2 separate regions of the Homo sapiens genome follow, and region 1 is linked to region 2. The links are chromatin loops, found by intact Hi-C in ENCODE. Cell type or tissue: heart left ventricle. All regions are shown on one strand. Links, peaks and the distances in the headings refer to the core of each region. The heading gives the core; the rest is flanking DNA. Region 1 has its middle 16 kb from the start of AKAP10. Region 2 overlaps SPECC1 (sperm antigen with calponin homology and coiled-coil domains 1).

The links. Hi-C counts contacts between places; a loop is a spot of excess contacts. Peaks named below come from ENCODE experiments on the same cell type or tissue, not always from the same donor. Only the 100,000 strongest peaks of a DNase experiment are listed, where the experiment ranks them.
Region 1: it touches region 2 in a loop (4-fold over the local background); 45 of 110 quality-filtered maps call a loop at or near these places.

Annotation. Positions count from the first base shown.
Region 1 is chr17:19,990,815-19,996,185 of GRCh38, reverse strand. No RefSeq gene overlaps it. Among named protein-coding and RNA genes, the nearest start is that of AKAP10, 16 kb to the right of the region's middle. RefSeq lists enhancers at 467-966, 967-1,468, 2,940-3,473. In heart left ventricle, for the core only: a CTCF peak has its summit at 3,247 (motif pointing left); a DNase peak (open chromatin) is centred at 3,205; H3K4me3 peaks cover 329 bases.
Region 2 is chr17:20,093,337-20,098,707 of GRCh38, reverse strand. SPECC1 (sperm antigen with calponin homology and coiled-coil domains 1) reads right to left here. Exons shown (of 15, transcript NM_001243439.2): 2 at 1,910-2,077. The coding sequence starts at 2,056. Among named protein-coding and RNA genes, the nearest start is that of SPECC1, 87 kb to the right of the region's middle. In heart left ventricle, for the core only: a CTCF peak has its summit at 3,233; DNase peaks (open chromatin) are centred at 2,017 and 3,237; H3K4me3 peaks cover 857 bases; H3K27ac peaks cover 3,504 bases.

The sequences.
Region 1 (5,371 bases), core at 321-5,320, 100 kb after region 2:
ATGGTCGCCCCTTCACCATTTGATATCTTACACTGCCTAGGGGCTCTGCAGAGAGTCCCCACCAACAAGAAGGCTCTCACCAGATACAGCTCCTCAACCTTGTACTTCTCAGCCTCTGTAACTGTAAGAAATAAATGCCTTTTCTTTATGAATTACCCAGTTTCAGATATTCTGTTATAAACAATAGAAAACGAACTAAGGCAAACTCTCATGATTCTACTGCCATGCCATTCCAATAAACTCCCTTTATGCTTAAGAGAGCCAGAGTTGGCCAGGCGTGGTGACTCACGCCTGTAATTCCAGCACTTTGGGAGGCCGAGGCAGGTGGATCACAAGGTCAGGAGATCGAGACCATCCTGGCTAACACGGTGAAACCCCGTCTCTACTAAAAATACAAAAAAATTAGCTGGGCGTGGTAGTGGGTGCCTGTAGTCCCAGCTACTCGGGAGGCTGAAGCAGGAGGAGAATGGCGTGGACCCAGGAGGCGGAGCTTGCAGTGAGTCGAGATCGTGCCACTGCACTCCAGCCTGGGTGACAGAATGAGACTCCGTCTCAAAAAAAAAGAGAGCCAGAGTTTATTTCTGTTGCTTGCAACCAAGAAATCTGGCTGGTGCACTGAAGTTTCCATAAATAATAGCAATTTAAAGACTCTTTCCAAGCCAGGCAATGCCTAGCCTTGTGTAGTCCTTGTGGTAATACATTCATTCATTCATTTGTTCAACCAACTGTGCTCCAGAGACTAAGAATACAAAAATGGGGGCCGGGTGTGGTGGCTCACACCTATAATCCTAGCACTTTGGGAGGCCGAGGCAGGTAGATCACCTGAGGTCAGGAGTTCGAGACCAACCTGGCCAAAATGGTGAAACCCCTACTCTACTAAAAATACAAAAAATTAGCTGGGGGTGGTGGCGGACACCTGTAATCCCAGCTACTCGTGAGACTGAGGCAGGAGAATCACTTGAACCCGGGAGGCAGAGGTTGCAGTGAGCCGAGATCGCACCACTGCACTCCAGCCTGGGCAACAAGAGCGAAACTCCACCTCGAAAAAAAAAAAAAAAAAAAAAGAGGGCCGGGGCTGGGCGCAGTGGCTCACGCCTGTAATCCCAGCACTCTGGGAGGCCAAGGCAGGAGAATTACGAGGTCAGCAGATCGAGACCAGCCTGACCAACATGGTGAAACCCCATCTCTACTAAAAATACAAAAATTATCCGGGCGTGGTGGCGCACACCTCTAGTCCCAGCTACTTGGGAGGCTGAGGCAGGAGAATCGCTTGAACCCGGGAGGCAGAGGTTGCAGTGAGCCGAAATCATGCCACTGCACTCCAGCCTGGGTGACAGAGTGAGACTCCGTCTCAAAAAAAAAATAAAAAAAAAAAAAGAATTCAAAAATTGTAGAGTTATAGTGTGCTTCTAGTTTAGTTGAGAGGACATCTGTCCTTCAAGGAAGGCTAGAATCTATACCCTGAGTCCTTACTGAAATCAATCCAGCAGTCAAAACATGGGACCAACGATCACAGCAGTAAGATAGGAAGAGCACCTTTGTACATTTAGCTCATGTTGAGATAAGCCACTGACAGAGCTGAAGGAAGCTCACAGTTCTGGGTTCCATCCTTTGGCATTTAAAAAGAAAAGTGCTAAGAAAATTCGGTTGGTCACGGTGGCTCACGCCTGTAATCCCAACACTTTGAGAGGCCAAGGCAGGCAGATCACGAGGTCAGGAGTTCGAAACCAGCCTGGCCAACATGGTGAAACCCCGTCTCTACTAAAAACAGAAAAATTAGCCGGGCATGGTGGCGCATGCCTATAATCCCAGCTACTCAGGAGGCTGAGGCAGGAGAATTGCTTGAACCCGGGAGGGGGAGGTTGCAGCGAGTGAGAGCAGGCCACTGCACTCCAGCCTGGGAGACAGAGCAAGACTCTGTCTCAAAAAAAAAAAAGAAAAAAAGAAAGAAAGGAAAAAAAGAAAGAAAAAAAAAGAAAAAAGAAAATTCAGGCCAGGCCAGGCCTGGTGGCTCACACCTGTAATCCCAACACTTTGGGAGGCTGAAGCGAGACGGTGCCTTAGCCCAGGAGTTTGAGACCAGCCTGAGCAACATAGCGAGACCCTGTCTCTATAAAAAAAAATTTTTTTTTGGCCAGACGCAGTGGCTCACGCCTGTAATCCCAGCACTTTGGGAGGCCGAGGCAGGTGGATCACGAGGTCAGGAGATGGAGACCATCCTGGCTAACACGGTGAAACCCCATCTCTACTAAAAAATACAAAAAATTAACCGGGCGTGGTGGCGGGCGCCTGTAGTCCCAGCTACTCGGGAGGCTGAGGCAGGAGAATGGCGTGAACCCGGGAGGCGGAGCTTGCAGTGAGCCGAGATTGCGCCACTGCACTCCAGACTGGGAGAGAGTGAGACTCCGTCTCAAAAAAAAAAAAAAAAAAAAAAAATTAATTGTCAGGTGTGCTGGCATGCAGCTGTAGTCCTAGCTACTCGGGAGGCTGAGGTAAGAAGATCGCTTGAGCCCAGGAGTTCAAGGCTGCAGTAATAGTGCCTCTCACTCTACCCTGGGTGACAATGAGACCCTCTCTCAAAAAGAAAGAAAAAAGGGAAAGAAGAAAAGAAAGAAAGAAAGAGAAGAAAGGAAGGAAGAAAGAAAGAAAAAGAAAAGGAAGGAAGGAAGAAGAAAAAAAAAGAAAGAAAGAAAAGAGAGAGAAGTTCAAAGACCAAAGGGTCAGGATCCCAAAATAGTTTTTATGTTTTATTTATTTATTTACTTATTTATTTTTGAGACAGTATGGCTCTGTCGCCCAGGCTGGAGTGCAGTGATGCGATTGCGGCTCACTGCAGCCTCCAAACTGGGCTCAGGTGGCCCTCCCACCTCAGCCTCCCGAGTAGCTGGGACCACAGGCGCGTGCCACCATGCCCAGCTAATTTTTTAATTCTTTGTAGAGATGAGGTCTCTATATGCTGCCCAGGCTGGTCTCGAGCTCCTGGGCTTAAGCCATCCACCCGCCTGGGCCTCCCAAAGTGCTGGGATTACAGAAGTGAGCCACCGCGCCTAATCGGGTGGTTTGTTTGTTTATTGACGGGGTCTCGCTGCTGCCCAGGCTGGAGTGCCAGTGGCTGTTCACAGGTGCAGTCCTGGAGCATTGCATCAGCTCTTGGGCTCTAGCGATCCTCCAGAGTAGCTGCAGCTGGGATTCCAGGCGCGCCACCGCGCGGGGCTCAGAATGGGTTTTTATATTGAGGGTTATGCTGCCACCTAGAGGATATATGTAGTACCGAACTGTGTGCGCAGGGAGGCTGAGGTTGCAGTGAGCCAAGATGATGCCAGGGCACTCCAGCGTGGGTGACAGAGCAAGATTTCATCTCAAAAAAAAAAAAAAAAAAAAAAAAAAAAGAATTGAAAGTAAGGTCTTGAAGAGATATTTGTGCCTGTATGGTCATAGCAGTATTAACTTTGACCCACTAGCTAAAACACAAAAGCAACATGTGTCTGTCAGCAGGTGAACGGATAAACAAAATGTGGTATATATGTACAATTGAATATTATTCAGCCTTTAAAAAGGAATAAAAGGCTGGATGCGGGGGCTCACGCCTGTAATCCTAACACTTTGGGAGACTGAGGTGGGTGGATCACCCGAGGTTAGGAGTTTGAGAACAGCCTGGCCAACATGGTGAAACTTCATCTCTACTAAAAATACTAAAATTAGCCGGGCATGGTGGCACTTGTCTGTAATCCAAGCTACTGGGGAGGCTAAGGCAGGAGAATTGCTTGAACTCAGGAGCCGGAGGTTGCAGTGAGCTAAGATGGCACCACTGCACTCCAGCCTGGGCAACAGAGTGAGACTCCATCTCAAAACAAACAAACAAAAAATTATTATTTCCAAAGAAACAAGACCCTGGGTCCATTTCCCAGCCCACACCTGATGTTGACTCACAACACACAGCCTGGTTTGCTATGAGCCTGCTTCATTTAATTGTCACCTTAACTTCACATCACCCTCAAGTCCTGGAATAACTCTTTGCTGACCTTTGTGTGCTGAGCCATCTCCATGTCGCTCAACGTGCAGTCCCTCTCACTGCACTGAGTCAATAGCCAGACGTGGTCTGACTGCAGGGTCATCCTTGGTGGCTTAGGCTGACTCGGGCATAGCAGGGTGCTCTGAGACCTCACCGCATATAGGCTTTGCCCCCAATAAACTCTATATAATATTCATATTATGTGGTCTGGGTGTGTGTAGCTTTGCACTGTCTTCTCGTGACAGTGCCCTCAACCTCTTTCCCAGGATTTCCTCCTCTACCTCCTCAAGTCCCACTGCTCTGCAAAGACCAAAAGCTGCAGAGTCCCAGCTCCCTCCTTTACACCCCACGACGCAGCCTCCTCTCTCAGAACCCTTTAAACAGAGTCTTTTACTGCAGATCCCAAGAACAGCCACACCCCTCTCTCCCACCCACTCCAGACACACCCAGGTAATTATAGCACCCAGGGTAACTATGTAGATGGAGTCCCTGGAACATGTGGATAGTGCCCCCTGGGAGTATGCAAAAGCAACATTGCTGGCACCTGCAGAGAACAGGGTGACATCCAGGAATCAGAGCATGGGCCTCTGGGAGGTAGGGATGTGGCCAGGCAGGCTGCCAAAAATTGGTAGAGCAAGGCCACAGGATCTTTCTGACCTTCCTTCCAAACAGAGGCTCCTGTACTGGTGATCCCTGTGTTGATTGACCACTCCCTTCCTGGGGGTCGTGGTCTCTGTCCCAGTTGCCCGGACTTCTGTGAGTGTCCTACTGAGGTCCTTTTCATGAGAAGCATGCTGTCCTTCCACCTGCTGGGAGCAAGAGTGACAACTTCAATACTATAATAGCAGTGGCATACAGAGAAGAAGAAAGATGAAGTGGCAAGAAAAACAGGCTTCCAAGCAGGAGTTTTTCTATAAAAACAAAAACGTTTACAAGCAAACTTTTTATAAAGGGCTAGATAGTAAATATTTTAGGCTTTGAGAGCCACATAGACTTGTTTGCAGGGACTCAATGTCGCTATTGTAGTTTGAAAGCAGCCATCAGGGTTATGTAAATGAGTGAGTCTGATTTTGTTTCAGCAAAATTTTATTTACCAAAACAGACAATGAGTGGGCTGGATTTGGCCCATGATCCTTAGTTTGCCAACTCCTGCTTTGGGCTCACCCAGATCTGATTTTGAATTCTGGCTCTGCTACTGGTTAGCTGCAGGAGCTTGGAAGGCTCTCTGAGCCTGTTTCCTCATCTGTAAAATTAAAGCAATAATTTCTAACACTCAAGAGTGTTACCTCACGCCTGTAATCCCAGCACTTTGGAGGCTGAGGCAGGCGGATCACCTGAGGTCAGAAGTTCAAGACCAGC
Region 2 (5,371 bases), core at 313-5,312:
TGCTTTCCGGGCAGAGGGAGCAGCAAACACAAACACACTGCCGCAGGAGTGCACCTGGCAATCCGAAGGACAGCTGTCACCAAACACCAGCAGAACGTGTGGCTGGAGCTCCAGGAGCCAGGGCACAGAGGAGCGAGACCACACCTGAGAGGCAGGGGACAGGGTTGGGCCCTGAGGGCATCGCTGGCCATTTCAAGGACTCTGCTTTTCACTCTGAGTGAATGGGGAGAGCCACTAGAGGGTTGACGCAGAGAAGTGACATGACTCAGGTGTTCCAAGGACCAGGACTAGGGCACAGAAGGGTGGGGGCATGACCCAACTGGTCACAAGGGAGGCAGTGGGAATTGGTTGGAGTTGACACATATTTTTAAGGTAGAAGTGATGGCATTTCACTGATGGACTGTGAGACATGAGAAAAGGAGGGTTTAAGGGTGATGCCACTGGCTGTGGCCTGAGCAACCAAGAAGATGGAGTTGCTATTTACACAAATGGGAAGATTTGGGGGAGCAGGTTAGGGGATGGTGAGAGAGATGGAGAGGAAGGCATTGAGATTCGGTTTTGGACATGTTACACTTTTGGACATCCAAGGGTGATGTCACAAAGGCAGTTAGAGGGGTCCCAGCTGGAGATGCAAATTTGGACGTTATCCACTTAGAGTGTTAAAAGCCATGAGAATGGACCCGTCACCTAGAACAATGGTTCTCAATGGGGACAGGGCTGTCCCTCAGGGGATGTGTTGAAAATCTGAGGGCACATTTTTGGTTGTCACCATGACTGGATGTGTTACTAATATTTAACGGGTAGGAGGACAGGAAATTCAGATGTCCTAAAATGCTCATGACAATCTTACACAAAGAACTGCTCCACGACCCACACACTTTCCACATATTCCGCAGGCACTGACACAGGTGGAACACCTTTTATTATTATCTGAGCCTAGAGCCTCCCTCCATTTGACTCATAAAAACAATGTGCCCCTTGCCTAGCTCTAAGAGTGTCTTCACCAAGAGTGTCTGCTCTAAGTCCAAAAATACTAAAACAAAGGGAGCCGGCACCATGCTTGGTTCAGAACTTCACCAAGAGTGTCTGCTATTTCAAAACAATCCCGTCACTCCTTCTGCAGCAGCCTTCACCGTAGTTGAGTCATCAACACAATTCAAATCAGTCTGCATCTCAAATCCATCTGCATTGTAGCTGTCACGCCCGTGGTGCTTTAAGGAGCATCTCAAGGCCTTTAGCACAGCTGTGCAGATGGAAATCCATGCTAATATAGAAGATCATATTGACTTTTCTAAAGTATTGCATGAGGTAGGTGCTACTGTCTATGAATTCATCTCAGGGCAGCTAAGGAGGCACTAGGCTTTGCACGGTGAGAGCCTCTCATGTAAAGAAATGAATGCAGCTAGAAAAGAGATGAGTCTAGGAATGTGGCATGGGCCCACCCAACCTTAGAGACCAAAGGGATGGGGGGAGGAGAAAACCAGAGGAGAACGCACTCCCTCATGAAGGGCGTAATCAACAGCGTCCATGCTGCTGCGGGGTCCAGTAAGAGGGGCTTGAAGAACTACAACTGGATTGTGGGGGGCTGCAAAGATCGTGCATGACCTCGACCCCTATCCAGGGCCGTGCTTGGGGCAAAACTGCCGGGATGTCCATGCAACCCAGGGCAGAGGACCTTAATTACTGTGTTAAACACTTTGCAGACCTCCTTTCTGGACCCCAGAGGGCCCCCACTCCCACCCGCTAGCTCTATTCCTTCATGTCCAGGCATGCTGGTCCTCCTGCGACCCCTCCTTGGGAGCCTCCTTCCCTGCCCCGAGAGGCCACTGGTTTGCTTACTGCCCTCTTCAATCCTCCCAACCCAGGGTATCCAGGCGCTCTGCCTGGCCCTGTGCATTTTGATCCATACCCTGCTGAGTCGGGACTCAAAAGCCAAGGAAGTTGAAGACTTAGAACTCTTCATGCCGGAAGAGGCTGCAGGCAGAGGCCGCACCCGGTCTGGGCCGTGGCCCCCTGCTCTGATGGCTGGGTTCCAGGGCTTGGCTGCACTCCGCATGCTTGACTTCGTGGGTCTGTCCTGCAAAAGAGCAGAAAAGAAAAACATGTCTCCATCACTTGAACCTGCTGCATGACATCATCACACTTTACACCCCACATACCACGTCACCATGAACTATCACAGAGTAGGAGCACCTATGATTTGGCTGGAAATAGAATATTCCTAAGATGGGTTTATAGGCTTTATACTAGGCTAATTTTTACAACTCCATAACAGCTTTTACCAAACTACTGAAACATATCCACATTACTGATGTCCTGACATCACTTTTCAGCAGAATGACCTGAGACAGCATTCCACCAAATACCCATACACTATGTATCTGTATCTCACACCCAGATAAAACAGGTCAGCCAGAGTCAACCAATAAAATGCCCATAAGCTTTGTGGCTTTAGGGTTGACAAAGGAACAATATACTTATTTTTAAAATAAACATAAATGAATTACTTGAAAGAATTCACAGAAGCACAAAATGACTTTTTTCTTCTTTTGGATAAAAATGGGTATCATAAAAAATTAATGAAGCATATTTTAATTGGTCAGACCCAACACTGTTGGGCAGAGTGACTGCCCTAACTACAATATTTTATGAAAGGAAAATTGTTCAAACCAGCAAGATACAGCTGAAGACATCAGGGGAAAATCCACACAGAGATGTGGAAGGCAGCCCGAGACTGGCCAGCAGGGACCGGCACTGTGATTCCTGAGCAAGGAGCGGCCTGGTCCATCCCTCACCCTCTCAGAGCCTCTGTTTCTTCTGTCAATAACATAACAGGACTGGATTAAATGCCCTCTCGGTTCTCTTCCAGCCCCAACCCTGACTCCGCCTGTCCCCATGGACTCAGGGTGTGACACAGGGCACCAAACCCATGATGTTCTGTCCTTTCAAAGAACATCAGAAATGCACTTTACAAAACACCCACAAGTGACAACCAATTCTAACTGCCACTCTCACAGTGCACAGGGTGGGGGCAGGGTGGGTCTCACTAACTGCCCCCGGGGGATGGCGGCCAGTGCTAGCGTCCCTGGCTGCCTCTCCCCTCACAGCCCGTTAGCCAGCCACGAGAAGAACCACAGGCAGCATCCTGCTCAGTCTGCGACCTTGTTTCTCCTGACAATGTCTCTCTAGTTCCCGACCATCTAGTTCCCGACCCTATTGAAACAGTGACCAGCTGGTGGCGTGTGTCCAGGCATGCATCTGACTGAGCTCACGCTGCAGAGCTGATGGCAGCGGCTCTGTGAATGCTGCTACCAGTGGAAACACTCCTTTAAAGGCGGCGTAATTTGTTTTCCACAGTGTTTCCAAGGAAAACTATTAATGATTCAGTTACATAATTAGTTCAGAACCTTATGAGTCTCAGCTTTGTTCCAAGTATGATGATTTTTTTAAAATTCTGGATTACAGAAAGCAAGTTAATTATCATGTATTTTACAGATGTTCAGCACCGATTATTTTTCTTCTTCAACCCACGATTTTTATTGCTTGTTTCCACAGCAACAATGAAAGAATGCATAGGTTGAGACCTATACAGTAACTAATTTCATGAGGACCTCCTCCCAATATAAAATGAATGAACAGAGCCGGAGTGACTCTTGAAGAGAATTACTGATGAATTTCACCAATTACTGCAGAATCAACCAGCAACCTGTCAGTCTGACTGACTCATGGAGATGACTTAATAAAGTATCTGTTTAATCAAGACACCCTTTTATGTTATGATTAGAATTACTTAGAAATGACTATTACAGTCCAGGCACAGTGGCTCATGCCTGTAATTCCAATATTTTGGGAGGCCAAAGTGGGAGGATCACTTGAGTCTAGGAGTTTGAGACCAGCCTGGGCAACATAGCAAGACTCTGTCTCTACAAAAAATACAAAAATTAGCCAGGCATGGTGGTGCACACCTGTAGTCCCAGCTACTTGGGACAGTGACAGAGTGAAAACCTCTCTCTAAATAAAAAAAAAAAATAAAGGACTGGATATTACAGGGCTTACTTTATGAAAACATAGGATGATTTTGCAATCTGTCTACATTTTCCAAAATCTGCCCAGGTTACCCCTGAAATGAAATGCCTTTTATTTATTGCCCACCACCACACCACCACAAAAGAGAAAAATATAGAGATGAAAAACAGCAGGAAGAGGGTGGATGTTTTCCCTGTCAACCTTTTCCCCAACATTTCAGGAGTCTAAGTCCTTGGTTAAAGAAAAGAAGGAAAAGCCACCTCAGTCAAAATTAAAAGATCTAAACTTCTCTCTTAATCTCTGGCAACAAATGCGTCGATCCTGTGGATGGTGCCCCTGACGAACACGCAGCCTCCTTTCCAGGGTTGGCAGGTGGCCCGCTCTGAGGCAGCACTGTCCAGGCCCATGTTTGTTGCATCAGGGTCCCTTTCTCTTGGACCCTCTGAATTCAACCCAACTACTCCCACATGACTGCACCCAGAAAATGCTCCTCATCCATCCCCCTCCTGCTGCCCACACTCCCTTTCCTGAGCATCTTCGGCTTCATTCCCATCATTGTTTTCCTGGGCAAGGCCTTCCATTTTGTACCCACCCATCAGCCATACACTGCTCCTCAAATCCCATCTTCTTCTCAAATTTAAAATATACAATATAGGCTGGGAGTGGCTCACACCTGTAATCCCAGCACTTTAGGAGGCCAAGGTGGATGGACTGCCTGTGCTCAGGAGTTCGAGACCAGCCTGGGCAACATGGTGAGACCCTGTCTCACTAAAAATACAAAAAATTAGGGGGACGTGGTGACACACACCTGTAGCCCCAGCTACTTGGGGAGATGAGGCATGAAAATCACTTGAACCCGGGAGGCAGAGGTTGTAGTGAACCAAGATTGAGCTACTGCACTCCAGCCTGGGTGACAGAGGGAGACTCCATCTCCAAAAAAAAAAAAAACAAAAAACAAAAACAAAAACAAAAACAAAAAACCCACAATATGGTGCCCTCCGTCCACTTGCAGGAAGGACTCCTACTAGAAGGGGAGCAGGTGCACCCCTAGGCCCACTCCAAGTTTCTTCAGGTTTCCTCCCAATCCACTTCCCACCACTTCTACATCCCTCCCGTCATCTCAGCCCCTCAGCCTGGCTCTCTGAAGCCAGTTCATTTACATAAATGCTGTCATGAGCTGAGAGCAGCTATCCTATTTCATTCTGAGCCTGGCAAAGCACTGCTAAATGCTCTATGTAAATAGCTCAGTAACCCTACGAGGTAAGGGTCACCTCCTGCTATGATCTGAATGTTCTCCCAGAATGTACATGTTGGAACCTAACCCCCATTGTGGTATTAGGAGGTA